2 separate regions of the Homo sapiens genome follow, and region 1 is linked to region 2. Evidence: chromatin contacts called from ENCODE Hi-C or POLR2A ChIA-PET data. All regions are on one chromosome and are shown on one strand. Each heading gives the region's core, a stretch centred on a gene start or an enhancer-like site at or near the end of the contact. The rest is flanking DNA. Distances are from core to core; before and after follow the strand shown. Region 1 overlaps ARHGAP18 (Rho GTPase activating protein 18). Region 2 holds the start of TMEM244 (transmembrane protein 244).

What was found. Hi-C counts contacts between places; a loop is a spot of excess contacts on that map. ChIA-PET counts read pairs that join two places held with the same protein, here RNA polymerase II (POLR2A). Pooled maps may share reads with other maps.
Region 1: a pooled map shows a loop between it and region 2 (2.7-fold over the local background). The contact joins the enhancer-like site here to the promoter of TMEM244 in region 2. A Hi-C loop is called at or near these places in 1 of 50 pooled maps. POLR2A ChIA-PET finds 5 or more read pairs at or near these places in 2 of 52 experiments (IMR-90 and T-cell).

Annotation. Positions count from the first base shown.
Region 1 is chr6:129,642,455-129,647,347 of GRCh38, reverse strand. All of the region lies in intron 1 of ARHGAP18 (Rho GTPase activating protein 18), which reads left to right. Among named protein-coding and RNA genes, the nearest start is that of ARHGAP18, 65 kb to the left of the region's middle. RefSeq lists an enhancer at 107-186. Within about 2 kb of position 1,591, at least 7 of the 41 ENCODE cell types and tissues checked have a DNase peak (open chromatin) inside an H3K27ac peak, as active enhancers do.
Region 2 is chr6:129,858,135-129,863,248 of GRCh38, reverse strand. TMEM244 (transmembrane protein 244) reads left to right here and starts at 1,934. Exons shown (of 5, transcript NM_001010876.2): 1 at 1,934-2,093. The coding sequence starts at 2,061. LOC105377999 (a long non-coding RNA gene) reads right to left here. Exons shown (of 8, transcript XR_942986.3): 2 at 3,824-3,919.

The DNA of each region.
Region 1 (4,893 bases), core at 342-2,841, 220 kb after region 2:
TTAAATATATGAACTCAGAAGAAACATCCTACTTACAAATAAATCTGCCCTGAAGGAGTTTTAGGTAGAGGGTAGGGATGACAAAGGCACATTAAGGCAATTTTCAAATATACTGGCCAAAAGGGGATGCCCAGAGAGAACTTCTGCCCCTTACACATAATGGACACCAGCAAATGATTAACAGTATTGGCAAGGGAGGGGTTTTTTTTAAAGACATTTTAATTCTTTGTCATTATAGTATAAATTAAATATGGATATATTGGAATAAGTCCCAGTTTTTGTGAAAAGATACAGAACTAAACAAAAACAAAGAAATAAGTCCAGTCACTAGGAAAGCAAGTCTGTTTCTCTCAGAGGGCTTTCTGGAGTTTTGCCCATAGAATTGAAACGTGCATTTTCAGACCCATTATGTGTTGTTTTTGAGAATTCTTAAAACAGTGGTTTTCAAAGCGTGGTCTGGGAACACCTGAGGCTCTCCAGACCCTTTCAGGTGTCTAGGAGAGTAAAACTGTTTTCATAATAACGCTAAGATGTTATTTGCCTCTTTCACTCTCACTCTCTCATGAGAATACAGTGGAGTTTCCCAGAGACGACATGAACTGTAATATTGTAAAAGATTGAACGCAGAAGCAGATGTAAGAATCCAGATGTCTTCTATTAAGCTTGACATTAAAGGCAGTTTCAAAAATATAAAACAGTGCTACTCATCTCACTATTTTTATTTGAAAAATGGCCTTTTTAATGTTATCTATGTGAAGATGTTTATTCTTAAGTGAATAGCATTTAAAATATTTTGTTTCTGCGTTTAATATTATAAATATCAGTAGATATCGCCTACATAAGCCAAAGCTCTTTGAGGGTCTTAGAACAATCTTAAGTGTGTAAAGGAGTCCTGAGACCACAAAGCTTGAGAATATTCTAGAGGATATGTGATTCCTCTAGACCTTATTAAACAGTGGGAGGGGCAGTTAGTACAGCACAAATTTACCTAGGGGACCTTTTTCATGGTTACCTATGAGGCACTTCAGTAAGAATTTTCACAACAAACAAAGCAAGCAAGGCCATTGTTATTCTTCCCATTTTTTAGATAGGAAAAGTGAGGAGTAGAGAAAGTGAGTGATTTACCAAAGATTGCAGTTAAGTAGAGCTGGAATCATTTGGTACTTAGACTCCCAGTTCCATATGTTTCCATTTCATTTTGCTGACTGAGCTGACTGCATTGATAGCAGAATAAATCATCAATCTTCTAGCTGACCTCAGTATAATCAATGGCAACCCCCACCTCTTTGTAAAGAAAAAATGTCAGACCAGTTTAATATTTGCTATGACAAAATAAATAACAGGCATTATTACTCATACCCTGAATGATATCAGTGCCTTTGAAATTCACTGACCAGGTGGAAAATGTATCACGGGAAAATGGGATAGCATATACCTTGGGAAAATACAACAAAACAAAGCCCTCATTTTTGTAAACAGAGCATGGAGGACATGCTAGCAAGATGGAAAAGAAGATTCCAGGAAGGCCCATCAGGATCTGTAAAGTGAATATTTGCTTGTGATGTGAGTGTTCATGGTAAAAAAAGGCAAAATGATTATACTCTGGTGTATTGGAAAGAGCGTGACTTGTACAGCAAGCTAGGAAGCGATTCTTTATAGAGCAACTCTGGCAACTTCCTTTAGAGGACAGCGTCTAGTTCTGTCATTATACTTGTAAAAGGTGAGAAATGCGGGAGCTTCTGAAGCATATCCATGGCACGATTAGCACACAGAATTCTGGAGGGAGAGGGAGGAGGAAGGAACTTGGAATAATTGCTTGCTAGAAAGTCAGGGAGGGGTCACTGGTAGTTGCCTGTGGTATAAACTGTGTGTTTCTTTGATTTCAACACCATGTGTCAACTTGGATCTTTTGGAAATATAAAATATTTCTGCTCTGTACTTCATTACATCTAGCAGATGTTGCTTTATGTTTTTGAACCCCATTTGCAGAATGAACATGATATCATATAACATACTCCTAAAAACAGAAAAGAGGAAACTAGTTAACTGGCCTCTTAGCAGAACAGTTTTAGGAAGGTCCAGACTTTTAGTCACTGCCTGTCTGAAGTACAAAAGTAGAATATATTCTACAAAGAAAAGAAGTAACACAACATGTTCATTGATGTAAACTGAAGGAATGTTCACTTACATTTTTAGACAAATTAAAAAATACGTGGCAGGTTGACCAAGGAGGGTAGTCTATTACTGAATGGCTGTCTCCTTCCCACTCCTCATCCCCTCTTATTTAAAAATGAAAATGTGTTCTTGCAGTATTTACCAGTGATCAAAAAAAAATACAGACAAAAGAAAAAGAAAATTCCTCTTTTCCATGACTCAGTATTTTTAGGTTATCACAAACCTATTCAGCTTCTGAATCTTATTAAAGTCAAAATATTGAGTCAATTCATCAGCACTAAGCTATTCAATTTTTGCTTTATGCATGTTTTGAAAGCAAGGCTTGATATAGATGGTGTATTTATGTAACAATGGTGTTACTCAATGACCTTGCATTTTTCTGCACATGCTATCTTAATGGAAATTTACTGGAAAATTCTTGCCAGAATAAACACATTCCTTCAGGAGTGAAAGGCTTAATGTACTTCTAGTTCAACTGCACCTTTTTCCCTTGAGCAGATAAACCCAATTATTTGGCGTTAGTCATTATACTTCACACAGTTTACAGTACTTATTGTGGTCTCACAGGGGGGTAAGAGTTAAAGGAGACAGAAGTAAGGTGGTCAATTTCACACTATGAGAGAGAAAACAAAAGGATAAGGCATCTGTCTATTTGACATGCAATACGAAAAATGAAGCTGGCAGTCATCTGTAAATTAACATTAGCTATCCTGGTAAGGCAGAAGTAAGGAATATGAACAATACAGATAAGTTGAGCTGCTGAACCAGAAATTTAAAAATATATATTTTTTATTTTTAAGAGAGGGATGACTTTCTCATTTACATGTTAATTTAAGAATCAGGAGTGAAAACTCTACAAGAAAAATACTGGCTATGTAGTGGCCATTGGGGCCGGATATGGGGACCCAGGTGGAATACAGAGATGTAAACAGGACGATTGAGGCCAGGGAAGGAGGAAGTACCCCTTGAATTAAGGGATGAAGAAGGCAAACAATGAACAATGGAGACTTAAGGAAAGAGATTCACAAACATGTCTAGACTTAGGCTTGTTGGCCCCTGTCCTAATTCCCACCCATCGCCACCCCAAGGTTGCTACTGGGGAGAGAGTATAGTGATTGTTTATTCATGTATGCAACCAGCATTAATAAAGTTTGTAATCAAGGCAGGAAGAATCATCTTTAAAGGAATAAAACTGGCTTATTAGCATATTAAAGCTAAGTGCTCAGTTATACTGCATTTATTTGCAGCAATAAACAATTAAGTTCCTTGCCTTTTTCTAACCAGTTGGAATTAAGCTGCTGGATAGATTCGCCCAGAGTTTAGTGACCCTCTCCCTTATGTACTATTAAAATCCTACTATTTTAAACAATTTTGGGAAAGGTTAGTTTAAATGTGAATGTTCACACACTATTATTTTGTTGTAATTTTAAAATTATTTTCAATATGTACAGTAAGTAAAACCAATCTGGCAAACAAAGAATTACTTCCTGGAAGTCCTTCTTGAGAGAAGCAATCTGAAAATTAGAATAGCAAAACAGTTATTCAACTATTGTCCTCACTCAAATTGTATTCTTTAAAAAAATTTATTGTTAGTCCATTCTCACGCTGCTTGTAAAGACATACCTGAGACTGGGTAATTTGTAAAGGGAAGAGGTTTAATTGACTCACAGTTCAGTATGGCTGGGGAAGCCTCAGGAAACTTAAATCATGGCAGAAAGGGAGGCAAACACACCCTTATTCACATGATGGCAACAAGGAGAAGTAACAAGCCAAAAGGGGAAAAGCCCCTTATGAAACCATCAGATCTCATGACAACTCACTCACTATCACGAGAACAGCATGAAAGTAACTGCCCCCATGATTAAATTACCTCCTGTTGGGTCCCCCCAGGACTCATGGGGCTTATGGGTACTACAATTCAAGATGAGATTTGGGTGGGGACATAGCCAAACCATATCAACCGTATATAAAGGAAAGGCATCAAAGCTGAAAAATTTCTTCTTTTAAGGAATCGGGCATGGTCTTCTCTATAAATAATAATAAAACAAAAAATTATTTTATTATATATAGGTTTTTATTATAAGCTCCTTTAATTCAATTTTAGAAGTAGGTAAGATATGAATTATAACAAAAAACATTGTTTACTTGAAGTTATACAAATACTCTTATTTATTCAATTTATTCTTCATAGATAATATCTGAGAGAGAAATGTTTGAGGTAATTCCAAGCTATTCAGAATTGCTAATAAATGAGTTTGTACCCCAGTTTTGAATTTTTAATACATATAAATCATGGGTCCATTTATAAATAAAGATTAGAAATTTCTTTCTACAGTAGATTATAACAGCAAACTTAAATCATCCTATTTATATTTTGATTTCAAAAATAAAATGGAAATTCAAATAGTGCTTCATCGGTTGAAGATATTTGCTGTATAAGAGTTGACTAAGTTTGGTTTATGAATATAAATGATAAACACAAGAATTATATAAAATTCATTCCCAATTAATAGTCTGTAATCAAGATTTAATGTGTTGCTTTTTAAAAACAAAGTTTCAGGTTTAAATGAGTCTTATGCCTGGGTGTGGTGGCTCATGCCTTTAATCTCAGTGCTTTGGGAGGTTGAGGTGGGAGGATCAGTTGAGGATCATTTGAGGCCAGGAGTTTCAGACCAACCTGGGCAACACAGCAAGACCCCATGTCTGCCAAAAAAAAAA
Region 2 (5,114 bases), core at 685-3,184:
TATGCATTATGAATGTCAAATTCAATAACATATTCAGATGAAAACTATCAAGGCCTGGACTTGCTGAAGGCACTCTTTTCACCTTTGCTTTTGGTATGCAGGTAGATATTGCAGAATGTGCTCTTTATAGCGGTTAACAAGATGCTGTAATGGAAAAAGGATTACAGGGCACAGCTAAGTTCCCATCTAAAGTTGGTGCCACAGCAAAGCAATCAATCAACAAAGTGAAGACACCAACCCGCAGAATGGGAAAAAAAATACTCAAACACTACCCATCTGACAAGGGGCTAACAACCAGAATATATAAGGAGCTCAAACAACTGTAGAGGAAAAAATCTAATAATATGATTTAAAAATGATCAAAATATCTGAATAGACATTTCTCAGAACAAGACATACAAATGGCAAACTGGTATGTGAGAAGTGCTCAACATCATCGATCATCAGAGAAAGGCAAATCAAAACTACAAAGAGATATGACTTCACCCCAGTTAAAATGGCTTTTATCCCAAAACAGGCAATAACAAATGCTGGTGAGGATGTGAAGAAAAGGACACCCTCATACACTGCTGGTGGGAATGTAAATTAGTACAGCCACTATGGAGAACAGTTTGGAGGTTCCTCAAAAGAGAAAAATAGGACTGCCATATGATCCAGCAATCCCACTGCTGAGCATATACCCCAAAGAATGGAAATCAGTCTATCGGAGAGGTATCTGCATGCCCATGTATATTGCAGCATGTTTCACAATATCCAAGATTAAGAAACAACCTAAATGTCCATCAACAGACAAGTGGATAAAGAAATGTGGTACAGGTACAGAATAGAATTCAGCCAAAGGAAAGAATGAAATCCTGTCATTTGCAACAATATGGATGGAACTGGAGGTCCTTATGTTAAGTGAAATAAACCAGGCACAGAAAGACAAACTTCATATGTTCCTACTTATTTGTGGGAACTAAAAATGGAAACAATTGAACTCATTGAGATGGAAAGTAAAAGAATGGTTACCAGAAGCTGGGAAGGGTAGTGGGAGAAAAGGGGGAGTGTGGGGATGGTTAATGCATACAAAAAAGAGAGAGAATGTATAAGATCTAGTATTTGATAGCACAACAGAGTGACTATAGTCAATAATAATTTAATTGTACATTTAAAAATAACTAAAAGGGTATAATTGGATTGCTTGTAACACAAAGAATAAATGCTTGAGGTGATGGAAATCCCACTTACCTTGATGTGATCATTACATATTAGATGCCTATATCAAAATATATCATGTACCCCATAAACTCTATGGGGTATATTACTATATTACTATGTAATCACAGCAATTAAAAATTAAAATAAAAATAATAATAGAGTTGGTGCCAGTAAAAAGATGGGAGAATGAATTGTAAATGAAGGATTGGTTCTGGAGCCTCAGGACGCAGAGAGACAGAGCTCCAATACTGCCTCCTGGCAGTTCTTGAAAACATTCTACCCACAATATTGTGGCCATTATTTTAGAGTATGGGAACCCTTTTGTTTCCTAACAAAAAGTCATAAGTTTTACATTTCTTTGCCATGATGTGAAAGGAACTGATGATTTCTTTCTCAGAACTCTGTGGCCCTTGTGAGTGAAACAGAGAGGACAGGCCACGCTTCAACATGAATGCAGCAGCATCCTTTGGAAACAATCTCAAGACCTAACTGAAAACCCATGTTTCTAATTTAAGTATGAGACAGTAATTACTCATACAGCCAGAGAGGATTCCAAGTCCCTGCCTATTTGCCGCACTATCTAAAAACAATCAACTCATCTTTCAAATCTGACCAAACTACAAATGGTATGAGAACTCCATCGTTTAATAAGGATGTTCATTTTGGCACTTAGCAGCTTACGCGTGGCTCACAGATGGCATCTGTCTCGTTTTGCGTAATCCAATCATCCTGCACTACTGCGTCTCACACTTAGTCTCCAGGAGTAATTGAAAAGCTCACGGTGACAATTGTGTCTTCTTCCAGATGTCATCGCTATAAGGAGTGGGGCTTTCATCACCTCCTTGACGTAGGATGTGTACATGGCTCTCCAGGTCAGAGTTGCTCCAAGCAAGGTAAAGAGAAATTACTTCTTTGCATTGCCTTTCAGTTGCTGCCTAGCACTGGTGTAAATGAATATGTTCTATAAATGGCCTCTCTGTCAGTGGGCAACTTGTTTCACTTTTGGCTGGGTACCATACAGAAAACATTCTGCTGCACGGCTTGCATCTTGTGGTAATAGGGCAATATAAAGGCACCCATGCCCAAGAAAGGATTCTAAAACATGTAAATAGTCGCTGTTTAGAAGGCACCATTTTATTCGGAGGTAAGCTCTCTGGTATTAGCACCTGCACGTCTGCTATCGTTTTCTGAAATCATGACAGTTTGTTCTCAATCTTTTTTTCTTTTTTTTTTTTGCAGGGAGTGGCTTTTATTTTTGTAACTTCTAAAGGGTGCGCAAAATTTTAAATGCAAAGTGTTGAAACATTTCAAGCTGTAGGTTTGTTAGTTTCTTTTTCCCCCGAGGCTAGTGTTAATAGTTGTGTTTTACTTCAGTGCAAAAATACCCCTTTAAAAAAAAATCAAACAATCGAAAACAAGGAAATATGCAAAGCCTCAAAGCAGCTGTGTAAATTCATACAGGCTTTAGGCCTATAATGAGCCAGACTTAAGGGAATGATAGTGGAAAATCAGATTTTTACTTAAAAATTAAATTACAATTATGAGTGAGTGCTACATTCATTTTAGTAAAATATCAGCACCGTGTGTATTTCCTCAAGCTTTTTCTTTACACTACCATCATCACCACATATGTCATCAGTGAGAAATGTTGAGCATGACAACAGCTAAGAAAAATTTTCAAGGTCAGTAAAACATTATTTCAGGAAAAATATTTTTAAAAAGCTTATTTTTAAGGGGTTATTAAACTTCGTAATTTATGTATAGATTTGGGATTGAACTAGCAATAATAACTTCTGCTGAAGAGATAAAAATTAGAAGATAAAATCCTTTCTCTTAAGTAGCTTACACAAAGAATGGGGGCTCTATATTTAGTCGGGGCTTACACAGACCAGACAGACAGACACACACACACACACACACACACACACACACACACACACACACGCATTGCAGAGAAAATATCCAGATAGTTGCTGCAGTTCCTCACTATCTTAGAATCATCTGAGCTTCAAGTGTAGAATTAGAGCCTTAGAACATTAGAAGAATAGTGAATATGTTCAAAATAGATAGGTTGTTGACTATCTGAATTCTCATGATACATCCCTATAAGTTATGAGTTAACTTTTCTTTTAAGTGCTTGTTCACTGTCAATATTATCAGCACAAGAATTACTGATATGCTTATAAATTAATAGTAATAGCAAAAGTGACCTTCATCTAGAGATAACTCGAATACTCAACAAACATTTATTGAGTGCATGCAATGTGCCAGGCATTGGGCTAATTAAATCCCCCCTATCTGTACACTTTAAATGACAGAAAAGCTGACTCAAGGGAAAGAGTCATGGCCAAAGGCCATTTAATTAATTTGCTGTCTGGGAAAATAGCACAAGAACTGGGAAGAAAGCCCAAGTATGAGGACTGCTAAACTGTTCAGAATACAATGTATTCTACTCCAGTAGACGGCATGTTTCCTAACTATGTTAAACTAATGTAAACTTTCCTCTGTAAAACAAATGTTGTAAAAATCTCAGAAGCACAACACATTCCTGCATATCCTCAGAGTTGTTCACCTGAACTGGAGAATTTCATTCATTCAGGCAATTTCAGAGGGAACTACTTACCAGTAGGACGGAGCCTTTGCTGTGATTCTACAAGTGAGAGAGTCATATCTCATGATTTCTCCAGGAATTGTCCAAAGAACTACAATGCAGTCTTTCCTATGGGGAGAAGTAAGAGAGAAAGTATTATCTATTGGGAACATACAGTACTTAATGTTAAGAATTGTATACATGTTCAGAATACAAATCCCTTATGAAACTTTACCTGTAGATGAGTAGAACAAAACTCAGAAAGTAACCAGCCAATGTCACACACTTGTCAGTGATGAACTGGGGGAGAAACTCCAGTGGATCTGACTTAGAGTCCACATACTTTATTAATAGACTATGGTTCCGGCCAGGCGTGGTGGCTCATGCCTGTAATCCCAGCACTTTAGGAGGCCAAACCGGACGATCACTTTAGGTCAGGAGTTCGATACCAGCCTGGTAAACATGGTGAAACCCCATCTCTACTAAAAATACAAAAATTAGCTGGGTGTGGTGGTGCACACCTGTAGTCCCAGCTACTCAGGGAGGCTGAGGCAAGAGAATTCCTTGAAGCCGGGAGGCAGAGGTTACAGTGAGCTGAGATTGTGTCACTGTACTCCAGCCTGGGTGACAGAGCAAGACTCTGTTTCAAAAAAAAAAAAGACTATGGTTCCTACTATAGTGGTCTTGTCTTCCATTATTTCTTTCCTTCCTTCCATGATTATTATTCAAAATATATTTATTGAATACCTATGAAAGCCTGACCAATATTTTGGGGGCTGAAGAATTAAATGTGGTCAAATCAGTGTCTGTCTTTTAGAGACTGGAGAAAGAAATGTATACCTCCAAAAGTAGGTATGCTACAATACAAATTTGATGAGATCTATAAGACAAATATAATATTATGGAAGCAATTAAAATAAGATAGAGATTGATTCTGTCCTGCAGTGAGGGGTGGAGTGAGAAGATGATATATGAGCCAGACCTAGAGAATATAGCTACTTGCTCTGTAAAGAAGAGTGAAGCTACTGTAGGCAATGGGAACATTCTGCTTTGCAAAATCACACAAGGGCTTCCAGTTTCCATAGACTAAATGGAGAAGGCTATTACAGAAGGACTAGGCCTAGATTTCACAAAAGAATTCTCCTAAGTCTTCAAAGATCATATACTCCCAATGCTACTTAAATCATTTGAGTATAGAAAAACAAGAAAAGCCACAAGAAAGTTTTATGAAACAAGAAATATGTTGTCACCTAAACCATATAAATATAGTACAAAAAATAAACTATAGATCAATCTCACTTATGAATACAGAAAAATCTAAACA